2 separate regions of the Homo sapiens genome follow, and region 2 is linked to region 1. Evidence: chromatin contacts called from ENCODE Hi-C data. All regions are on one chromosome and are shown on one strand. Each heading gives the region's core, a stretch centred on a gene start or an enhancer-like site at or near the end of the contact. The rest is flanking DNA. Distances are from core to core; before and after follow the strand shown. Region 1 holds the start of DEPDC1-AS2 (DEPDC1 antisense RNA 2). Region 2 has its middle 77 kb from the start of CTH.

Evidence for each region. A loop is a pair of places that touch in the nucleus more often than their neighbours do. Pooled maps may share reads with other maps.
Region 2: a loop to region 1 is called in a map of K562, with 6 times the contacts of the local background. The contact joins the enhancer-like site here to the promoter of DEPDC1-AS2 in region 1. A Hi-C loop is called at or near these places in 2 of 168 maps with a recorded cell type or tissue (A673 and K562) and 2 of 50 pooled maps.

What each region holds. Positions count from the first base shown.
Region 1 is chr1:68,476,868-68,480,382 of GRCh38, reverse strand. It overlaps DEPDC1-AS2 (DEPDC1 antisense RNA 2), which reads right to left and starts at 1,254. Exons shown (of 2, transcript NR_198991.1): 1 at 1,074-1,254. DEPDC1 (DEP domain containing 1) reads left to right here. Exons shown (of 12, transcript NM_001114120.3): 10 at 1,063-1,239; 11 at 2,411-2,596; 12 at 3,314-3,515. The coding sequence ends at 3,451.
Region 2 is chr1:70,486,041-70,489,634 of GRCh38, reverse strand. No RefSeq gene overlaps it. Among named protein-coding and RNA genes, the nearest start is that of CTH, 77 kb to the right of the region's middle. Within about 2 kb of position 2,307, at least 5 of the 41 ENCODE cell types and tissues checked have a DNase peak (open chromatin) inside an H3K27ac peak, as active enhancers do.

The sequences.
Region 1 (3,515 bases), core at 5-2,504:
ATAAAACTAAAAATGTATCAATTCTATAAATATTCTGATCATCTACTATGTGTGAAATATTTAAAACAATTCTGATTTCTAAGTATTTTAGAATGAGGGGTGTGTGTGTGTGTGTGTGTGTGTGTGTGTGGTACAGTTAGAGGGTTGCATAGATATAAGTGAAAGTAACGAGAGTAATAAGTGAGAGTAATCAATTTTATCCCAGGATTTGAAGATCCCATAAGATGGAATTGAAAAATGTGTGTTTTAAATTGCTGTCTAAAGACTGACAGAATAAACATTTTTAAAAACTATTTTCCAGCATTTCAAAAGCTAAATGGCATCAGCTTTGCAACCACTTATGAATAGAAGTGTTCTATATGTTACACATTCTCCTGGTTTGTGTTTTTCTGTGGGATTCATTTAATGTAATTAGTTATTGTTCTCTGACAATCTTTAAGCTTAAGCAACATATATATGTGGTATTAATAGAACCTATGGTGTTTACTGATAAAATTGTGACAAAATTGTAGAAAAACCAAAGCCTTTTATAATTCTTGGGAATTACATTAAGGATATACTTTTTTTTTTTTTTTCTGGTTACACAGGATCACGCTCTGTTTCCCAGGCTAGAGTACAGTGGTGTGATCATAGCTCACTGCACCCTGGAATTCCTGGGCTCAAAAAATCCTTCTGCCTCACTCTCCCAAGTAGCTGGAACCACAGTCATGCACCATCATGCCTGGCTAGTTTTTTATTTCTTCATAGGTATAGGGTTTCACTATGTTGCCTAGGCTGGCTTCGAACTCCTTGCCTCAAGTGAGCCTCTCACCTCAGCCTCCCAAAGTGCTTAGATTACAGGCATGAACCACCATGCTCAGCCATGGAAAAACTTTAAAAAGGATTTATGTATAATCAAATTCTTACATTTCTAACTGTATAAATCGTTGTCCTCATTTTTAAACTGAGGGCTGCTTACCACTTTTTCCCAATACTTCACATAATGCTACCTGGAAATTACCGATATTCTAGTTTGTATGCAACCTTAGCTTTTTAAATTCACATCTTTTAATATTTTTCTAGATGATACATACCTTTTCTCGATGTGTGTTATGCTGTGCTGAAGAAGTGGATCTTGATGAGCTTCTTGCTGGAAGATTAGTTTCTTTCTTAATGGATCATCATCAGGAAATTCTTCAAGTACCCTCTTACTTACAGACTGCAGTGGAAAAACATCTTGACTACTTAAAAAAGGGACATGTAAGTATTGTGAGTCTTAAAATTCTCTGCAATAGTCAGTTGCAAGTGGCAAACTCATCTCAAAATAGCTTAATCAAAAAGGGAGACTTTATCAGCTCCCATAAACAACCTCTAAAAGTCAGGAATGTAGACAGAATCTGGGACTCAAATAGCTATATGACTCTTTCCATCCCTCCATCTCTTATTTCTGTGTTGATCCTGTGTTTGACAATGGCTCCTTCACATGATGAGGAATGTGGCTAGTTGAAGTTCATGAGTTAGAGCCTTACATTTGCAATTCAAAGGAAAAAGAGCCATTCCTCCGTCTCCAATTTAAAAGCTCTGGATGTAGACTCTTAGCATAGTTGAGGTTAAATATGCATCGTTTAGGTTGTTAAGAGTGAGTAGGATGGAGATAGGGCCTTACTCTGATTGGTTCTACACAAAGGAGAATTTATTCTTCACAAAAGGTGAAGGTAGAGGGGTAAAATGGGAAGGAACTATTAAAAGAAGGAGAGAAGGAATACTGAGCAGCCAAAATAACAGACATCTACTGTATTCTGTCTTTGGCTGCCCAACACATGTTTATGTTTTTCCCATACATACCATTCTAATATTGCCCTGGCTTATAATTATAACTATCTCCTAGAATTTCTTTCTCTTATCAGAAGATGTTAGAAGCTCTGCCTATGTCCCTAGGCCTCAAAAAAAAAAAAAATACATGAAAACTAAAAATATTTCATTTCAGTAAATATGCTGATCATCTACTACCTGCACTGTCAGAACATTAAAGTCTTAAGATGAATTAGAATAACACTTAGATTGTTATTTTATAGTTAAAAGAATAAAATCCATAGTTAATGGTAATAATTATAATACCTGTCTTTATTTAATGCTTATTGTGGGCTGAGCCCTTTCTATACATTTTCTTATGTAATTTCCATTTTAATGATGAAGAAACAGACCAAGAAAAGTTAAATACATTGTTGAATGCTACAAACCAAGTAGATTATGGAGCTGGGGTTTAGAACCTACTGACTTACATACCTCTACTGCATAATACATAGTTTTTTTAATGGCTGAATGTTTGATTGGTGGTAAATTAATAGGTGCTAGATCCCATCAAAAGAATACTTTATCATATAAGAACATGACCAGAATTAACAGAGTTATATCATTTTGATCACTACAGATTGAAAATCCTGGAGATGGACTATTTGCTCCTTTGCCAACTTACTCATACTGTAAGCAGATTAGTGCTCAGGAGTTTGATGAGCAAAAAGTTTCTACCTCTCAAGCTGCAATTGCAGAACTTTTAGAAAATATTATTAAAAACAGGAGTTTACCTCTAAAGGAGAAAAGAAAAAAACTAAAACAGGTAAGAGAATGAGCAAGTTCTCAATCATGTAAACATTTTCTAATGTGCTGTTCCTGGTTGTTAATAACATTTAGAATCTACTTTCTTATTTTAATATTTTAGATTTTAAGTTTGAGTTATATAGACTATATATTATGATGTCTTGTATATGTGCGTTAACCTAAAACATGTGAGTACCTACCTGATTTTGCTCTTTATCCTGAATTTTAAAATAATACCAACAGTAATAATATATACTCTCCTTTTTCACTGGTATTTTGTATAATTATAGCTTGGATTAGCCTGGGAAAGCAATTTATAAGGTATGGATATGTATCTTTGAGTGACTTATCACTGTTTTAGAATTTTTAGCTCTGAAAGCCCAGTAGCCACATGATTTTGGCATGTCTAATTCTAAGTCTGAGACACTGAAAGAAATATGAATACTAGATGCCTATGCCCTTCATAGGTTTTATCAGTGGGAAAGAAGATCTGGAATTTAGGGGGAGAATTAACATCGGAAGAGAAAGAATCCTAAAATGTTAATGTTAATGAGATCTAAGAGATCTTATAGTATTCACATGAGAAGAGAGAGGGAAAGGCAAGGATAAAATGAAAGGATACTAATCTCTATACTACGTCTTTGAGAAAAACACTGAATTCTTATAAAATGTTGAGCACTGCTTCAGCTTGGGAAATAATGTTAAATACCTTCTAATTTCTCACCTCATTTTTAAGTTTCAGAAGGAATATCCTTTGATATATCAGAAAAGATTTCCAACCACGGAGAGTGAAGCAGCACTTTTTGGTGACAAACCTACAATCAAGCAACCAATGCTGATTTTAAGAAAACCAAAGTTCCGTAGTCTAAGATAACTAACTGAATTAAAAATTATGTAATACTTGTGGAACTTTGATAAATGAAGCCATATCTGAGAAT
Region 2 (3,594 bases), core at 1,058-3,557, 2.0 Mb before region 1:
GATGGGGTCTCGCTCTGTCACTCAGGATGGAGTGCAGTGGCATGATCTCGGCTCACTGCAACCTTTACCTCCTGGTTTCAAGCGATACTCATGCCTCGGCTTCCCAAATAGCTGGGATTACAGGCACACACCACCACGCCTGGCTAATTTTTGTATTTTTAGTAGAGATGGGTTTCACTATGTTGGCCAGGTTGGTCTCAAACTCCTGACCTCAAGTGATTTGGCCACCGCGGCCTCCCAAAGTACTGGGATTACAGGTATGGGCTACCGCACCTGGCCATTATTATTTTTAATAGTTTTCTTATTCTTTTAGTCTTTTTACTAAAGATATCCATAGTTGAAACACTATGATTTCAACATTAGTACAACAATCACGTTAGCATCCTTTCCGCTCAGATTGAAGAACTCCCTTTAGTGGTTCTTTTAGGACAATTCTGATAGCAATAAATTCCCTCAGGTTTTGTTTCATTTGTTCCTCTTCATTTCTGAAGGATAGTTTTGCTAGGTACAGTGCTCTTGGTTGACAGGGTTTTTTTTTCTTTTAGCACTCTGAATATATTTCGCTTCATCCCAGCCTATAAGATTTCTGCTGGGAAGCCTGTCGCCAAGTGTATTGGATCTTCCTTACATGTTATTTGCTTCTTTTCTCTTACTGCTTTCAGAATCATCTTTTTGTCTTTGACCCTTGAGAGTTTGGTTATATGTCTTAGGGTAATCTTATTTGAGTTTAATCTGATTGGTGACTTTTGACCTTCTTGTACCTGGATATTTATATCTTTCTCCAGATTTGAAAACTTTTAATTATTATTATTTCAATCTTCCTATTAAATATCTCTGATAAATTTCTGAATTATCTCTATTTTCTTGAAATTTATTGATCTTCCTAAAAACAGCTTTTTTAAATTATTTGTCTGAGAGATCACACATCTCTATCACTCTAGAGTCAGTCTCTGGCACCTTATTTTCTGGGGAGGTCATATCTTCCTGAATGTTCCTAATACTTGTGGATCTGTGACAACGTCTGTGCATTCAGGGATTGGATGTTTATTTTAGTCATTGCAGTCTGGCTTTGTTTGTGCCTGTCCTCCTTCAAAAGGCCTTCCAGGGATTCTAAGTATACTGACTGTATTAGTTCATTCTCATACTGCTATGAAGAACTGCCCAAGACTGGGTAACTTATAAAGGAAAGAAGTTTAATTGACTCATAGTTCCACATGGCTGGAGAGGCCTCAGGAAACCTACAATCATGGCAGAAGGCACCTCTTTACAGGGTAGCAGGAAGGAGAAGAGCAAGTAGGGAAAATGCCAGGCACTTATAAAACCATCAGATCTCATGAGACTCACTAATTATCATGAGAACAGCATGGAGGAAACTGCCTCCATGAACTAATTACCTCCACGTGGTCCCGCCCTTGACACGTGAGGATTATAGGGATAATGGGGATTGTGGGGATTACAATTCAAGATGAGATTTTGAGTGGAGGCAACAGCGAAACCTTATCACTGACTGTTGTGTTTTTTGAGACTGCGGCCATTGCAACCATCTCAACACTAGAGGATGCTCTAAGCCCAGGTTTGCTATGAGTCTCATGAGAAGGTGGCATGGCTTTCTGGCCCAGATAGACCCAGGGAAGACCCAAGGAGGGTATTGGGGCTGTATGGGAATTCTGGCCAAGGTCTTGAGTCCAGAAGACTGCCCTGGTGGCCCAGACATGTATACCTCCCAGCATGCCTCTGCACAGTCAATATGTGTCCTGACTGCAGCGTGAGGGACTGGTGTTGAAACTGGGCCTCTTTGGGATCTGCTGGCAGGCCCAATTCATTGACTGTAATGTGCATGCATCACCCAAAAGGTCCCTACACAACTAGGGTCATTCGTCAAATACAACAGCAGTGGCTGGAGATGAGACTGGGCCCCAATGTGGAAGGGATAGCACGCCTTCCACATTGACTCAGACAGGTATGCATCTCTCAGCATGTGCCTGCACAAACAAGATAGTTCCTGGCTGCAGCAGGAAGGACTAGAGCTGAGACCAGGCCCCCTTGGGATCTGCTATGGGACAGAGGCTAGAGAGCTCCATCTTAACTCAGAGGGGTGGGTGTTGCCCAGCAAGTTACTTTGCAGATGCAGTATTTCCCTGACTGCAGCTGGAGGGGCCAGAGCTGAAACTTGGCCTCCTCAGGTTCTGTTGTGGGATAGAGGCTGGAAAGCCCTGACTCATTGGCTCAGAATGTGCATGTGTCTCAGAAAAACCCTGAACAGATGGAATAGTTCCCTGATTACAGCAAGAGGGGTCAGAGCTGAGACTGTGTTTTGGCAGGAGCTCCTGTTGGACAGAGGCTGGAGAGCTCATCTCACAGGGCCAGAAAGGTGCTTGTCTCCCAGCAGGTCTCAGTTCAGGCAGGATAGCTTCCAAACTCCAGCAGGAGAGGCCAGAACTAAAACTGGGCTCCCTCAGGATCTGCTGTGATGCAGAAGCTGGACAGCCCAGTCTCAGTGACTCAGAGGCAGGTGTGTGTGTCTCCCAGGACTTCCCTGCACAGATGAGATAGTTCCCTGATCGCAGAAGGAGGGCCCTGAGCTGGGACTGGCTCAGGGTCTGCTGTGGGATCAAGGTTGGCAAGCACATCAGGGAGGCTCAGACTACCAGACTGCAAGAGATGGGTAAGTATCCCTCTGGGCCCTTTTATAAGCAGCTCTGAGCTGGGACCTCAGCTGAAGAAGGCTGGGCCAGAGCCATACAGCAACTTTCAGGTTCCATGCCCAGACTGATATCAGCAGGCAGACTAACCTTTCTGCCAAGGAACTAGTGTGCTCAATTCCTTCTGGACCCCTTGGCAGATGGTTTTGGTTGCAGGCTCAAAGCCAAATGGAACTAGAGCCAAGCACCTTGGAGGACTAGGCCACTTCTGGGCTTGAACCCAGGTGCAAACTTGGTGAATCAACCGCTTGACAGCACTGTCAGTCTGGACTCTCAAAACGATCCTTCTAGGTCTTGGACTCCATCAGGGTTTCACAAGCATCTACCTGAATACTGAGGCTCTTATAGAGTGACTTTTAACTATGTCTTGGTGTAGATTTCTTCTTGTTGGGAGGATATAAGAGGGTTACCTTCTATTCCACTATCTTGGTGATGTAATCTGCCTCCATTTTTGCTCATTTTTGTTTGTTTGTTTGTTTCTTTTTGACACATGGTATCATTCTGTTGCCCAGACTGCAGTTTAGTGGAGTGATCTCAGCTCACTGCAACCTCTGCCACCTGGGCTCAAGCAATCCTCCCACCTCAGTCTCCCAAGTAGCTGGAACTACAGGCATGTGTGACCACGCCCGGCTAATTTTTATATTTTTTGTAGAAATGGGGCTTCACCATGTCACCCAGGCTGGTCTCAAATTCCTAGACTCAAGTGATCCGTTCGTCTTGGCCTCCCAAAGCGCTGGGATTACAGGTATCAGCCACCACACCCGGCCCATTTTTGCTCATTCTTATCTTTTCATCAGACATACCACCATCCTCACAAACACCTGCTGGTTGAAATGTTGTTCATATTAGTTTTTTGTTACTGCTGAAATAAATTACTGCAAGTTTAATAGCT